4 separate regions of the Homo sapiens genome follow, and regions 2, 3 and 4 are each linked to region 1. A link is a contact called in ENCODE Hi-C data. All regions are on one chromosome and are shown on one strand. The core of a region is the stretch at or near the end of the contact, and the rest is flanking DNA. Distances in the headings are between cores, read along the strand shown. Region 1 holds the start of SERGEF (secretion regulating guanine nucleotide exchange factor). Region 2 holds the start of NAV2 (neuron navigator 2). Region 3 holds the start of E2F8 (E2F transcription factor 8). Region 4 holds the start of ZDHHC13 (zDHHC palmitoyltransferase 13).

Region 1 (3,348 bases), core at 602-3,101:
AACCGAACTTTATTCCCCCAAAATTCACGTGTTGAAGCCCTAACCTTTAGTACCTTACTGTATTTGGAAAGAAGGCCTTTAAAGGGGCAATTAAGGTTAAATGAGGTCATAAGGGTGGGGCCCTAATCCAATATGACTGGTGTCCTTAAAAGAAGAGACACCACGGATGCTCACGCACACAGAAAAGGCCATGTGAGGACACAGTGAAAAAAGCCATGTGAGGACACAGTGAGAAGGCGGCCATCTGCAAGCCAGAGAGAGGCCTCGGGAGAAACCAAACCTACTCACACCTTGATCTTGGCCTTCTAGCCTCTGGAACTGTGAGAAAATAAATTTCTGTTGTTTAAGCCTCTGTTGTGTGGTATTTTGTTATGGTAGCCCTAGCCGACCAACACACCCCCACAGTTTCAGATTATACAGCAGGAAAAACACACTACCAGTCCTCCAAACACAGCAGAAGGGTGTCAACAACCTATTAAACATATTTTACAACCTTTAATATTCGGCTTTGTCTGTACTGAAACAATATTTCTGTTTCCTCTGTCCACACAGACGCCAGTCTCCTGCCTGGAAAAAGCCAGAGACAGCACACATTCAATCCCCAACTCCACCCCCAGCTCCCGGGCCACCTCAAAGACGCCCAGCCAGCCAGACTACCGCAGGTCACGCCATGCTCTCCCTCCTGCCAAATTGCAGCCCCACATTCAACAATTGCCGCCTTGTACTGATCATTACTTCTTTAAAAATTGGACAACTAATACTGATTTTAACAGCAATACAGGTTATAATTTTGCTCTCCCCCAACACAAGAGCTGGAAGTCCTTCACTCGTGTATTTCACTCATGTGTATTTCCCCAACACCAGCACATGGGTAGGCACACAGATGCTCGTTCATTCATTCGTCAACGAGTATTTACTGGGGACCTACAATGTGCCAGACACCAAGAGAGGCACCGTGAACAAGACAGGCACAGCACCCACTCTTACCACACTTACTTTCCAGCCAGAGAGACTGACGTTAATAATAAATTATACACATCATTACAATTGTGATACGTGCTATGAAGAAGCACAAGACGCAGCGACTGCTTGTTCCCGTGCATGCTGGTCGGCCACCTGCCACGCTCCTGTGCATGAACCCTCCTCTCTCCCAGACACACATCAAGATGACCCTGTCTCTCCCAATGCTCCCGTCAAACCAACAGCAGCCCAACTCCCCCAACACATGCAAGAACCGGTCACAGCAGAGTGTCAGCAAATAGGCAGGGTCTGTGCCTTGTGCGCGGCCAAACACCGCAGGCCTCACATCTAAAGGATGCTTTCGCCAGGCTGGGACAGGGTCTCCCTCCTCCAGGCATCAGGAGTGTGGGGGGCACAGGTGGCCCCACGGAGCTCTGGGACCGGGCGATCCTCTCCACCGAGCCCTCCGCGCTGTCTTCCAGGCGCTATTCGGGCTGGAGGGCTCTCGCGGAACCAGACGCTCTGCCCCGAGGCAGGTTCTTCCCGCGGCGCCACAGCCCCTCCGGCCCTGACCCCGCCAGCCGGCAGGCCCCTAAGTCGACCGCGAAGACCCTTCCTTCCCCGCCCGCCCGCTCCTCCTCCGCTCCCCCTCCGCTCCCAGCCCAGGATCCTTCAACCCAGAGCCCGGCTCGGACCTCAGCCGCCCAGCCCCTGAACTGCCCACGCCGCGGCCAGCAGCTCCCACATCTCGGCGCCCCTCAGGGCCTGCACCGGCCCGGGGGCGGAGTCACGTACCCAGGCGAAGAGCGCGGCCGCCGCGGGGGCGGCCTCCGAGGCGCTGGGCTCGCGCTCCATGCGAGGACGCTCCGCCGGCGCTTCCGGGAGGGACGGCACGGGGGCGGCGCCTGCCGGGGGTAGGTGAGCGCCGGAGCCGGACCGGGGACGCGTGATGGGTAGGGCGCGGGGCGGGGTCTGTGGTGGGAAGCGGCCCGCAGGCCGGGAGAGAGGGTGCGGCCGGGCCCTCGGGCCACTGGGGATCAGTGGTGGGCGGGGCCGGACGACAGCCCCGGAGCCGCCTCCCAGTCAGCCCGCCCCGGCGGCGCTCGCAGCGTCTCCGCCCGCAGCCTCCTGTCTCGCTGGGCCTCTCAGCCTCTCGCTCCTACCCCCTCGTACTCTTTATTTTTAGTCATAATTTCATGTTTCATGCAGGTGCACTGCGCGCCACAGTTCACAAAGCTCCTTCGCGTTTTTGTCTCCTTGGAGGCCCACGACAGCCCAGAGGGGCTGACAGGGCAGCGATGGCATCACCATTTGCGGGAACAGGAAATGGAGCCTGAGGGGTAGGGCAGGGTCCTGCCCGGCGTCTCAGGCGCAATTGTCTTGAGCCCGCTTTGGTGTGCGTTCGCAAACATCTGAGGGGGCGCCTTGGGAGGCGAGTGGAGTGGCACGTCGCCGGTGTCGCCCTCTGCACCTGGCACGGAGCGGGAACCCGCGCCTCGCGACGCTGAATGGGGGAGGCTGGTTAGCGTCGACTCCTGCCGGGGCAGCCTCGGCGCTCCGGGCACGGCCCTGAGCTCATTCTATTAATAATACTGGATAATCGTCACCCAACGAACATTTCCATATAAAATGGCTTTTCTCAGACAGCGTCGTGTTGCTGATGGGAGTTAATTAAGTTCAATTTATCTGAAGGAAAATATGGCACCGCGTACCGGGAATACAGAACACATAGGGTCACATTAAAGATGATCATCCACATTCACATTCGGTAGCACTTGGCCCCTCTGCTGACACGGGCCTCCAGCACTCACTGCCCTTCACCCCTGGGCTTCTGGGAAGTGTCTCCAATGAGCTCTTACACTGTCCTTTCCTGTTCTTTCACTCCATCCACTTTTAGGAGTTTCTGCCTGTAAGACCACTTGAGGGCAGCCCCTCACCTTTATCTCTCCAACCTGTGGCATCTGGAGAACGTCGATGACCATACCAAGAAAAAAGCAAACTTTGGAGAGATAAAACAGCTCTTCATTCTCTAGGGATCTGAATGTGCAGGAGCTATACCATGCTTACTGACTGTCTTATGAGTGGGCTTTTTTGTGCTGACCATTTCTTTGAAGCATGTGTAACAGGATGTAAAAATGGGATCCTTCACCGCTCAGTTTTGGCTGAGCAACAAGTGCCAGTTACTCCTATATCATAAAGTAAGGTTCAAGACCACCAAAGCAGGTCTTGCAAAGCAACTGTCTAGAAACCAGTGTATGACTTTCAGTCTACGAAAAAGGTTGAGAGGCCAGAGAGAATTCTAGTAGGATATGTGGCCACAATTATCAATGTGGTGTGGGTCTCAACCCATCTCAGGTCTAAGGAAAGTTACTTTACCTGGGTCCCTGA
Region 2 (3,348 bases), core at 556-3,055, 1.7 Mb after region 1:
TCAGATGGCAAAGGGCAAAGTGTTAAGTAAGTAGCATGAATGATGTGTGACTTGATTTCAGAGAGAGGGAGGATAACTGAAACAGACATAGACAGGGCCGTGCATTTCAGCCTAACTAGAGTAGAAAGTTGCTACCTAGAATGGCTAAGAAGGTGCCTTCTCATTTCTTAATGCTTCAGAGGTTAAGACTTTGATGTTTCCTCTGGTCTGAGATCTTTGTCACTTTGGGCCACTATAACAAAAATACCATAAACAGGATGGCTTAAACAACAAACATTTATTTCTTACAGTACTAGAGGCTGGAAGTCTGAGACTAGGATGCCAACACGGTATCAGATTCTTGGTAAGGGCCCTCTTCCTGGTCCACAGAAGACTGCCTTCTGTGTCCTCACAAGGCAGTAAGAAAGCATCTCTCTCCTGTCTCTTCTAATAAGAGTGCTAATCCTATCATGAGGGCTCCACTGTCTTGACCTTATTACCTCCTAAAGTTCCCCACCTCCTAATACCATCACACTGGGGATTACGGGTTTAACATGAATTCCAGGGGGACAGAGTTAATAGCATCTGAGTTATTCTAAATCAATGCTATCAGCACTGAAGATCAGGCTATAGGGTGGGCACAAAGTGTCCTGGAAACAAAGAAGAAAGACAAATAGTTTATAAACAGAGATGACTTTGGGGGAAAGCAGCAGTAATTTAACAACAGGGAAAATAAAGCCCAGCTTTTATTGGTCTCTTACATTGCCAGGTACTTGTGCTAAATGACTGCCATGCACCAACCATCTCATTTAATCCAAACAACAGCTCATTAGGTAAATGTCGTCAAGCCTCCACCTTACTACATGTGAAAACAGAAGCTTTATAAGCATGCATGTAAGCTTAAATAACTTGCCCACTTCTAATCCAAGCAGTTCTACAGGGTGGGAGGCTCCTCATTCATAAATCGCGAAGGCTGGCCTGCCTGATCATCTCTCAGTTTCCTTCTTATTCTCATCCACTTTCAGTCAGCGAGGAAACCACAGAGCAACCCAAACAGCGAATTCGAGTCGAGGAACCTGTTGGGGCCAGTGCGTCCCAGGCGCGGACAGGGAGGGGCTCCATGAAACGCAGCAAGGTTTGGCCAGAGCCTGCCGGGGTCATGGAGCCTCTCCCGGCTTCTTCAGGCCACTCTAATTACAGAGTCTGTGGTAGGTTGCGTGGAGGAGCTGTCTCGGGGCGGGAAGCTTCCCTGCGTATTGTATTTGCCTATAAATACTTCAAATAGTTAAGTGAAATGTGCAGCCTTTGAAAACTGGAGAGGAAGCCGTTGGGAGGCCCCCCGCCCAGCCGGCCTGGAAGAGCAGGCAGAGAAATGGCTGGCGCGCTCTTAAAGCGGGAGACGAGCTTCGGCCCTGCCCAAGCCAGATGGGGGCAGCGAGGCTGCGGGCGTGACTCCGGAAGACTCAAACCGTTAAGGTGACCGGAGCAATTTGAAAAAGGAAACAAACTTCCCTCGAGCCGTGCCCGCGTGGCTCTGGGGCGGACGGTTGCGTTCGAAAGGGCATTTTTCAAAAGAAGGGTTTCAGGAACGCAGGGGTGTGGGCCCCCCGGGAGGCGCGCGGCCGGGGCAGTGCCGCAAAGCGGCCACCAGCCCGCTTTGTACTCGCGGCCAAGCGCGGCCCCAGAGTTTCGGCGGCGGCCAGAGTTTAGGCCACACCCTCTTTGCAGTGAGACCCGCGGCCGCTGATTGGCGCACCGTGGACCAATGGGCGCGCCGGGGCGGCCCCGGCTGTCAGCGCGCGCCGCAGCAGCGCCGGCAGCAGCCTGTCCTCCCCTGCGCTGAGCCCCGCAGCCAGCGCAGCCTTCCCGGGAAGCGCGGCGGCCGCTCCCGAGCGCAGCCCTGCCCGGCCCGCCAGCCGCGCGTCCCGGCGCCCGCGCCCCACGGCCACAGCCTTGCCTCTATCTAGCTCACGGAGCATGTGCAGACCCGCAGGCGCTAAGGTGCTCTCAGTCCGGGGGCCTTCTGGGCAGCGGTGACTGTCACCCCAAGAGAGACCTTTCGGGGGCTCTTGCCGCACCTCTGCTGCGTCGCGGGTGACACTGCGGTGCTCGCGAGCAGGGTGGCAGCTGCCTCTCGGTGGAGACGTCTTGGGACCCTTGCGCCCTTCTTCTCTCCTTCCTTCGCTGCTGTCTCCTTTCCTTCCTTGGCTGCTCGCTCTTTCTCTCGCCGGCTCAGACCCGTAGCCTCCGGAACGGGACTCGTGGGTCGCCGCCGCCTCTGTCTCTTCCAAAGGGGCCTCCTCACTTCGGAGATGCAGTGACAAGTTAATATGGGCGTCCAAGCCTCTGTTTCCCAGGAGGAAATTTGCAAGAGGCGGCAGCCCCTGAGCGCCCAGAGCTCTTGAAAGGCCACCCAGGAGAGGTGTGAGACCCGGCGGCAGCATCCGTCCAGGTGGGACCCGCTGAGCGCCGTGGCCAGTCCCCCATTCCCATCCCGGCACCCCAAAGGCGCGCTCGCCCGATTGCTTCGAGTTCCCCGACCTGGGGATTTTTTTTTTAGCCGCTGGTGGTGGGCGCCTCGTGGGCTAAGGCCCGGCGCCTGCTCTGCTACCCGCGCTGCCTTTAGCGGTCGCCCCCGCCGCCGCTGCCAGGGACGTGCTGGGAAAGCCCAAGCCCCGGGAGAAGATGCCGGCCATCCTGGTCGCCTCCAAAATGAAGTCGGGACTGCCCAAACCCGTGCACAGCGCCGCGCCCATCCTGCACGTGCCCCCGGCCCGGGCGGGCCCCCAGCCCTGCTACCTGAAGTTGGGAAGCAAGGTGGAGGTGAGCAAGACCACCTATCCTAGCCAGATCCCCCTGAAATCGCAGGTGCTGCAGGGGCTGCAGGAGCCAGCGGGGGAGGGGCTCCCGCTGCGGAAGAGCGGCTCGGTGGAAAACGGGTTCGATACCCAGGTGAGAGATGCCGTTTGCCGGGGTACTGTTCTGGAAGGATGGATGAATAGTTCTTTCGGGATGGTGTGGGAGAAAGGGCTGGATGGGAGAAGGGTCTACCATGTGGCCAGGGAAGGGAACCATTCCCCTTAGGCCGGCAGGTTGGGGGATGCGCGAGGAGAGTGGGCCGGCCGGTGGGTGTGGCCCGGGTGCCGGAGGTTTGCCTTAAGAGCTCTTCGAGACCTGGGATGGCGGGCACGTCTGCAGCATCTTCCTGGGGAGGAGGAAAGGTCGGGATGTTCTCAAAAAACGTGTGCATCGCTGGAAATGTGAGGTCCTGCATGTTGAGGTCTTGGCCCCAAGAAGCCAGTATCCGCAGCAGCAGCTGTGTGTCTGTCTGGCGGTTCCGCAGAGATTCTGTTCCGGACAAGGAATGAT
Region 3 (3,348 bases), core at 592-3,091, 1.2 Mb after region 1:
ACCAAATAACTTTAAGAACATGGACAAATGGGACATGTTGTGACATCTTGGGTTTATCAAGTGCATTTCCGTTTGTATGTTCATGGAATCCTGCATTCTTAGCTCGCAGAAGAGAAGATGCAGGCTGAGAGAGGTCACGTAGGAGTGGAACACAGATATTTTCACTCCAAGTATGGTGCTCTTCTTACATGGAAGTCAGTATGGTGGACCCAACAGGAGCTCCTTGCCAGTGTGTGCATCTGAGATGTACTGATCTGACAATAGGCTTTTTCTTTGCCTCAGATTATCAGAAGCAATAGTAATTCTCTTATTTGACTAACATCTAAAACTATTAGGAAATATGCATGTAAGTTCACTTTTTTAAACCTATTAGTAGTTGGACACCCCCCACAGACAATTCTTTTGTAATTTTACAAAATGTTTGCCCCCTAAACAGAGCATTTTGCAGACCCCATAAATAAGCTGCCAATTTGGTAAAAAATTATCTTAAAAAGAAATTCAGTCTCCAAACATGTCAAATGCCCTTTCTGAATTCCAAGTTGTTCAAGAATCCTCAGAAATGTTGTAATGAAACTAACGAATTTTTGAAGAGGGGTAGGTTTGCCCCTTTACACTCTTTCTAGTTTTTAATGATTTGGTAGCTGTCTCAGACATAAAGAGAGAAAAGGTATTTTTAAGAATAATAAAATTTGTTAGTTTCATTACAACATTTCTGAGGATTCTTGAACAACTGGAATTCAGAAAGGGCATTTGACATGATTGGAGACTGAATTTCTTTTTAAGATAATTTTCATTTTTTAAACTATATTAATTAAATTAGTATATATTTTAAACTATATATTTTTGAAACTATAAGATAAGGTTCATTTTTTCCAGGTCTTTACAGAGGCTAACCAAGGTTGTGGCATTAAGAAAACACATTGGATAGGGAAAAATTATGGAGTTAAATCAGGATGATACTGAATTTAAAATTGCAATGATGAATACTGAAGTTATAAAGTACCTTTTCGTTCTCCATTCTGTAAATTCCTCATACATTTAGAGTTTAAAAATGAAAAATCTGGAGTTCCTCCCCAAATCCCGATGGTTCAAGTAGTCCAATCAATTGTACTAAAAGTTTTAATATCCTTAAAGAAAAAAGGAAATAGAAAAAGTTAGAGAAAAACAAGAACCAAAAGATCTGTTGAAAATTCCTTCACGGACAAGAGGCTACGGAAACAAAGCCTAACGAAAAATGACAAACTAGATTTACATTTTATTCTCGACCAGAGATCGCCCCACTGAGCGGAGAACGCCAACAAATGCCAGTAAATTCCTTCAGCAAACGGATCGGCGGTCCTAAGACTTCAAGCAACCCACGGAATTTCTAGTGACAGCCCTCTCCCATCTGTAGAAAAGGCGAGCCATTCTCCGGACCCCAGCGAATACTTTAGGAAGCACCCACCTGTTCGCAGATCAGGGCTCCGGACTAAGCGCACGAGCCCAGGTCCCAGCTGAGCGCACGCGACCCCAAGTAACTGGGTACAAGTCTGCATCTAGATGCCTGGATTTCTCCCCTTACACACACGTGCACAGGCTCAGCAGTAAAGTCGTGGGAGGTCGCTTGACAGGAAAGTTCCAAATTCAGTCCCAAAGCTCCAAGTATGCAGTTGGGCATTTAAAGAGTCTTATAATTAAGACTTTTTTTTTAAATTTAAAAAAGGGCTTCCTTAAAGATACAAAGCACTATTTACTCCCTGTTCGGGTGGCCAGTTCACACCACGGCGTTAGACTCCACCTTGGAAGGCTGTATTTGCCCAATAAGGCAAGCAGGTACTGTCCCCCGGCCGCCACTCGCTCAGTGCACTTCCCCCAACTTTCGGCCAAAGGCCCCTCCCCCAGGCCCTGTCCGCCCGCCGCAGTCCCGACAGTTCCCGGACAGCATCATCGTGGTTTCCAGGACAACAATTCCCGACCAATCAGAGGGCCGGAAGCGGGCCTGCGATTGGCCGACGGCGCCAGGGGCGGGGCCGGACCTTCCGCCTTCGATTTAAAAATTTGGCGCGGAAAGTCGGACCGTGGCCGGCGCCTCCCCTTAGCTGCGCGGGGCCTGAGCGCGGGCAAACCCGCGCCCGGAACCACGGCAACCCCGCCCCTCCCCCTCGTTCGCCCCCGCCCCTCTGCGCGGGAGCTCAGCTCCTCCCTCACGGCCCCCGGCGAAGCGGGAGGCGGGAAACGGCCGCCGCCGCCGCCGCCGCCACCCTCCCGAGCCCTCTCCCGGTGCCGTGTCGCCCGGGCGCCGCGCCCCTCTGCGTCCCGCTGACCTGTCAGTCCACCTCACGGCGGGAGCCGGCGGGGGCTGAGCCGGGACTCGTCAGCACCGCTGCCCCTCTCAGGCCCGGGAGCCCGCGTACCTGGCAGTCAGTCTTTCCGCAGCGCCGAGGTGGGTGCCGGAGAGAGACGCCGGGACCGGGACTGGCGGGCCGGCTGGCGGGCAGAGGGAGCGTGACCGTCCAGGAGCAGCCAAGCCCCCGATTTGAAATTAACCCGCTCCCGGCGCGAGCCGATACCGCGGGCGGGGAGGGCCGCTCCCCTCCCCCACGCCCGCTCGCCCCGGCCCCGGCCCCCGAGCGCCAATCCGAGCCTCCCGACCGTAGCCGCCGGCGAATCGGTGCAGGCACCGCCCTCCACTCCCGCCTCTACGGCAGAGTTGGGGGAAAAGTTCAGCAACTTTTTTTTCCTTTTTTTTTTTTTTTGCATACACCCCCTCCCCTTGCTCAAAGTTGGGGAATAAAATTTGGCCCGTCCGGGGCTCGCGGGCTGGGCCGCAGGCGCCCTGCGATTCCCCGCTTGGGGCTATCTCACCCCTGCCCAGCCCCAGGCCGGCTCACCTGCCCTCGGACTCCAGCCGGACCTCTCCCCCTTGCACCCCTGGCATGCATGATTGTGCTGCCCACCGTCTGCCCCGTGCCTCGCAGAAACTGGCGCGAGGAGGGAGAAGCTTGGCTACTGGTGCCTAAGCTCCGTGGGCTCTGGGCCTTGGCCCAGCGGTGAGAACTCAGGTGTAGGAGGAAGAGGAGGAAGGCGGAAAACCCTCCAACCCTGTCCTCGCCGTCTTTCCTCAGGGTCTCCCACCCACTCCTCCCTTTCTCTTCCCTGTTGTCTTTCCCTCTTTTTCCGGTCTCCGAGCCTCAGGCAGCTTTAGCCTGGTTCCCTGTAGAGCCCTAGCAGGGTCGGGGAGACACTTCGATCCTTCGTCCTCACTTTGCAGAACGGGACACCGAGGCCCGGGGCGGCGGCGCTGCCTCGGCTGCACCTGGATCATTTGCGCCCGCGTTGGCTCCCTTTGCTCTCCTCTGCCTTAGACTT
Region 4 (3,348 bases), core at 1-2,500, 1.1 Mb after region 1:
AATGACACGCCTGTACATCCATCCATCCATCATTCATTAAAATTGTGCTGAGCATTTTCCATGTCCCAGTGCTGTGTTAGACACTGGGAGTTCAGAGATGGATCTGACATGGTTCCTATCCTCAAAGGGTTTGGGCTTTTGGGGGCAAGCCAGGGCTGACGTGCCCAAAGGACACAGACACTAAAGCAATAGTAATACATCTACGATTTTATTGTATCATAGCAATATTTTCCATGGAAAACCCAGCACTTTGTTGGATTTCTATTTATTTATTTTATGATTTAGTATTATTTTTATAAAATAAGGAAGTCATAATGTTTTCAGATCGTTTTCAAATTAGCTTCTAAAGGTCTTAATCTGGTTCCACTTGGCAACAGACACATCTAAGGAACCATTACAAAGAACTGTGTTAAGTGCTGGGCTAGAAAAACCCCAGTGTTTACTCGGGGCTGAAGTAGGAGAGCCCCACTGCCCCACTGGAACGCCCCAAGGGAAGGAGCCATCCCTAATGCTTGCTTCATAGACCTTCAAGCTGGACAGGGCTTAAATGCCAGCTCCTCCAGTGCCCTCCACAAAGGGTCGTGGAGGTCAGGGGGGAGGTGCACTTCAAGTGGGAGGCTCTCGCCCACTCCCCCTCTAGCCTGCGCCGTAGAACTCATTTTTTGTTTCATTTGAGGAAACAGAACCTCAGGCGGTAGAGGTGACTTGCCCAAGATCACGCAAATGGAGTGGAAAACATTTAAATAGCTAACATCTATTGATTCCTTTTTATATGTAACGCACGGGCTGAGGGGCTTTACATGCGTTTTCTCATTTAATCCTCCTGATAATTCCATGAAGTAGGTACCCTTATTTTCCTCATTTCACAGATGAGAAAATTGAGGTAAAATAAGAGACTTTCACAAGGTCATTTAGCAATTAAGTAGCCAAGTCCAGATTTGCTCTCAATAGATGGTGGTTGACGTTGGAATAACAGTCTGATCCTGACCCTGGACGCACATCTGGGGCCCGTGGCACCTGGGGCAGGGAGGGGCGCTCGGTCCTGGGCTGGGGCTGGGGGAGCGACCGGCACGGGCGGGCCGGGGGTGGAGCCTCTGGCGAGCTGTTCACAGCGGGCTTCCCAGGAGGTGAGAAAGTCCCGCCCCTAGCCGATGGAGGGCTGGGATTGGTTCTCCGGGACCGATTGACGGCTCAGGGCACGAGCGGGGACCGCAGCGGCGGAGGTGAGGGCGCCAGCAGGAAGTGGGAGAAGAGGCGACCCAAGGCGGGCTGGCGGGCTGGCGGCAGTCGCTACTTGCCTAGTAGCCTCAGCCGCTGTGGGCTCCTGGGGAGATGGAGGGGCCGGGGCTGGGCTCGCAGGTGAGTGCGGCCGGGCGGTGGCTGTCCTGGGGGCCGGGAGAGCGGCTGCAGCTGTGGAGGAAAGGATGGTGTGGGTGAGAGGCCGCTCGATGAGGGGGTTTCGGGAGCGGCGGGGCCTAGGTCTGGGAAGCGGGAGCCTGGAAACACCACGAACGATGCTGGAAATTGTCTCTGAGGCGACTGGGAAGAAAAGGCGAGGACTGAGGGGTGAGGGCCCGAGCCGGCCCCTCCAGCCTCCATCCCTGGCCAGGGCGCCCCCTGGGGCCGGTACCCGGAGCCCGGCGGGGACCTCTGTGGGCCTGGGGAGGGGACGATGGCCCTTCCCGGGAGAGGTGTCAGGTGACACACCTGATTCGGACCCGCCCGTCTTGACGTTGGCCCGGAGTCGGAGCGGTTCTGTTGATTTCTTTTTCAGCCCTGGCGTCTTAGCACCCGCCTTCACCCCACCCAGTCCAGTTTTCGCTCCTGTTTCCGCATCCTTGCTTACTCCTTGAAATAATTAAGGCTGCTTGTTTAGGATGGAGGAAAGGGGCGTGGAGAGGGGAGGTACACCACAGCGATCTGCAGAATCTCAAAGGACAATATTCCGTGGAGGAGGTGTTATATAAAAGCCAGACGGAGGTCCAAAGAAGCCAGGCGGGCCAGTCGGAGAAGTTACAGGAGGTAGATGTTGTCTCCAAGAAAACAAGATTTTTGTGCTTTTTGCTTATGGCCCTTTCCTAGTGCCTAGAGTACTGACTAGTATATTGTAGACGTTCACTTAATATTTATTGAATAAATGCAGAATTTCCAGGTTCAGCCAGTTTTAGTGAGTGCATAACCCATGTCAGATGCTTTCATATGCATTATTTTATTCCAGAATTGAAGCATCCTTAAGAAGATATTATCCCCATATACAGATGAGAACGAACACTAAAGCTGTCTTCAGCTGGAATCAGTTAGGCGGTAGATTCTCAGTTTGGGATGATTGGATTACCTGATCTCTAAAAACGTTTTTCCAGTCCCGAGAGTGTTCCTCATGCTTTCCCTTTCCCTTCTTTCAGCACGATCTTGTGTAGGTTTAAGTGAGGGACAAGATGTCTGGGGAAATGTCAAGGTGTTCTTATTGGTTATTCTTGAATTTTAACAGAAAAAAAATAGTTCTCAGGCAGACTGGATTTTACCAAAGGGTGTTGAATCTTCACATGGAAACAGCGCCTCATTCTTTTTCTCAGAGAGGCTCAAAGAAAAGTTGGTAGGAGTAACTATTATGTCTTAATTACTGCCACTCATTTACAGAAGGCTTCAAGTGCTTAAAGTTCACTCTCTCATGCTGAAGGGAAGATTAGCCTTGTCCCAGTTCCATGGCCTATAGAGAGGGAGAGAATGATTTGGTGGTTGAATTTAGTAGGGAAAGGTAGAGAGATCATTGTCGTTGTTAATAATAATTGCTCTTGTTCACTTTTTCAGTAATGTGAAGACCTCACCTATATATACTGCTTTGCAGTTTGCAAAATACTTCCCCATTTTTGATCCTCACTATAATCCTCTGAGGTGGGGAGAAATGATTATTCTGATTTTAGAAATGAGAACAGAGGCTCAGAAAACTGGAATCACTTGCTACAAGTCAAATAGCTGCTAAGTGATAGAGCCAAGACTTCAGTCGTTCATTCAGCAAATGTGTTTTGAATGTCTGCCAGGCACCGTTTTAGGTGCTGTGATAAATTAGTGAACAAAACAGACAAAAACATTACTGCTCTCATTGAATTTGGTTCTTTTGATTCCAAGATCGGTGCTGTTGGATTTTTGCCAGGATTTGCCTATACAATCAGGTCTGCAGTTTCCTTTCTGACCTCATCTTTTTTTTCTTTTTTCAGACAGAGTCTTGCTCTGTTGCCAGGCTGGAGTGCAGTGGCGCGATCTCGGCTCACTGCAATCTCCGCCTCCCGGGTTCATATGATTCCCCTGCCTCAGCCTGCCGAGTAGCTGGAACTATAGGTGCGGACCACC

Evidence for each region. Hi-C counts contacts between places; a loop is a spot of excess contacts on that map. Pooled maps may share reads with other maps.
Region 2: a loop to region 1 is called in a map of CD8-positive, alpha-beta T cell, with 20 times the contacts of the local background. The contact joins the promoter of NAV2 here to the promoter of SERGEF in region 1. A Hi-C loop is called at or near these places in 4 of 168 maps with a recorded cell type or tissue (CD4-positive, alpha-beta memory T cell, CD8-positive, alpha-beta T cell and naive thymus-derived CD4-positive, alpha-beta T cell) and 10 of 50 pooled maps.
Region 3: a map of B cell shows a loop between it and region 1 (16-fold over the local background). The contact joins the promoter of E2F8 here to the promoter of SERGEF in region 1. A Hi-C loop is called at or near these places in 2 of 168 maps with a recorded cell type or tissue (B cell and naive thymus-derived CD4-positive, alpha-beta T cell), 4 of 37 single-sample maps with no recorded cell type and 15 of 50 pooled maps.
Region 4: a map of CD4-positive, alpha-beta T cell shows a loop between it and region 1 (4-fold over the local background). The contact joins the promoter of ZDHHC13 here to the promoter of SERGEF in region 1. A Hi-C loop is called at or near these places in 5 of 168 maps with a recorded cell type or tissue (CD4-positive, alpha-beta T cell, CD8-positive, alpha-beta T cell and naive thymus-derived CD4-positive, alpha-beta T cell), 2 of 37 single-sample maps with no recorded cell type and 11 of 50 pooled maps.

What each region holds. Positions count from the first base shown.
Region 1 is chr11:18,011,196-18,014,543 of GRCh38, forward strand. SERGEF (secretion regulating guanine nucleotide exchange factor) reads right to left here and starts at 1,852. Exons shown (of 11, transcript NM_012139.4): 1 at 1,756-1,852. The coding sequence starts at 1,815. RefSeq lists enhancers at 127-644, 645-1,161, 2,520-2,569 and a silencer at 1,520-2,139.
Region 2 is chr11:19,711,032-19,714,379 of GRCh38, forward strand. NAV2 (neuron navigator 2) reads left to right here and starts at 1,806. Exons shown (of 38, transcript NM_145117.5): 1 at 1,806-2,931. The coding sequence starts at 2,665. It overlaps LEISA1 (lncRNA enhancing IL-6/STAT3 signaling activation 1), which reads right to left. Exons shown (of 1, transcript NR_015384.2): 1 at 1-3,348. RefSeq lists silencers at 1,511-2,040, 1,681-1,874.
Region 3 is chr11:19,239,104-19,242,451 of GRCh38, forward strand. E2F8 (E2F transcription factor 8) reads right to left here and starts at 1,842. Exons shown (of 13, transcript NM_024680.4): 1 at 1,445-1,842; 2 at 1,004-1,127. The coding sequence starts at 1,018. All of the region lies in intron 1 of CSRP3-AS1 (CSRP3 and E2F8 antisense RNA 1), which reads left to right. RefSeq lists a silencer at 1,912-2,611 and enhancers at 2,732-2,841, 3,047-3,348.
Region 4 is chr11:19,115,918-19,119,265 of GRCh38, forward strand. It overlaps ZDHHC13 (zDHHC palmitoyltransferase 13), which reads left to right and starts at 1,251. Exons shown (of 17, transcript NM_019028.3): 1 at 1,251-1,359. The coding sequence starts at 1,333. RefSeq lists silencers at 981-1,220, 1,271-1,350, 1,441-1,670.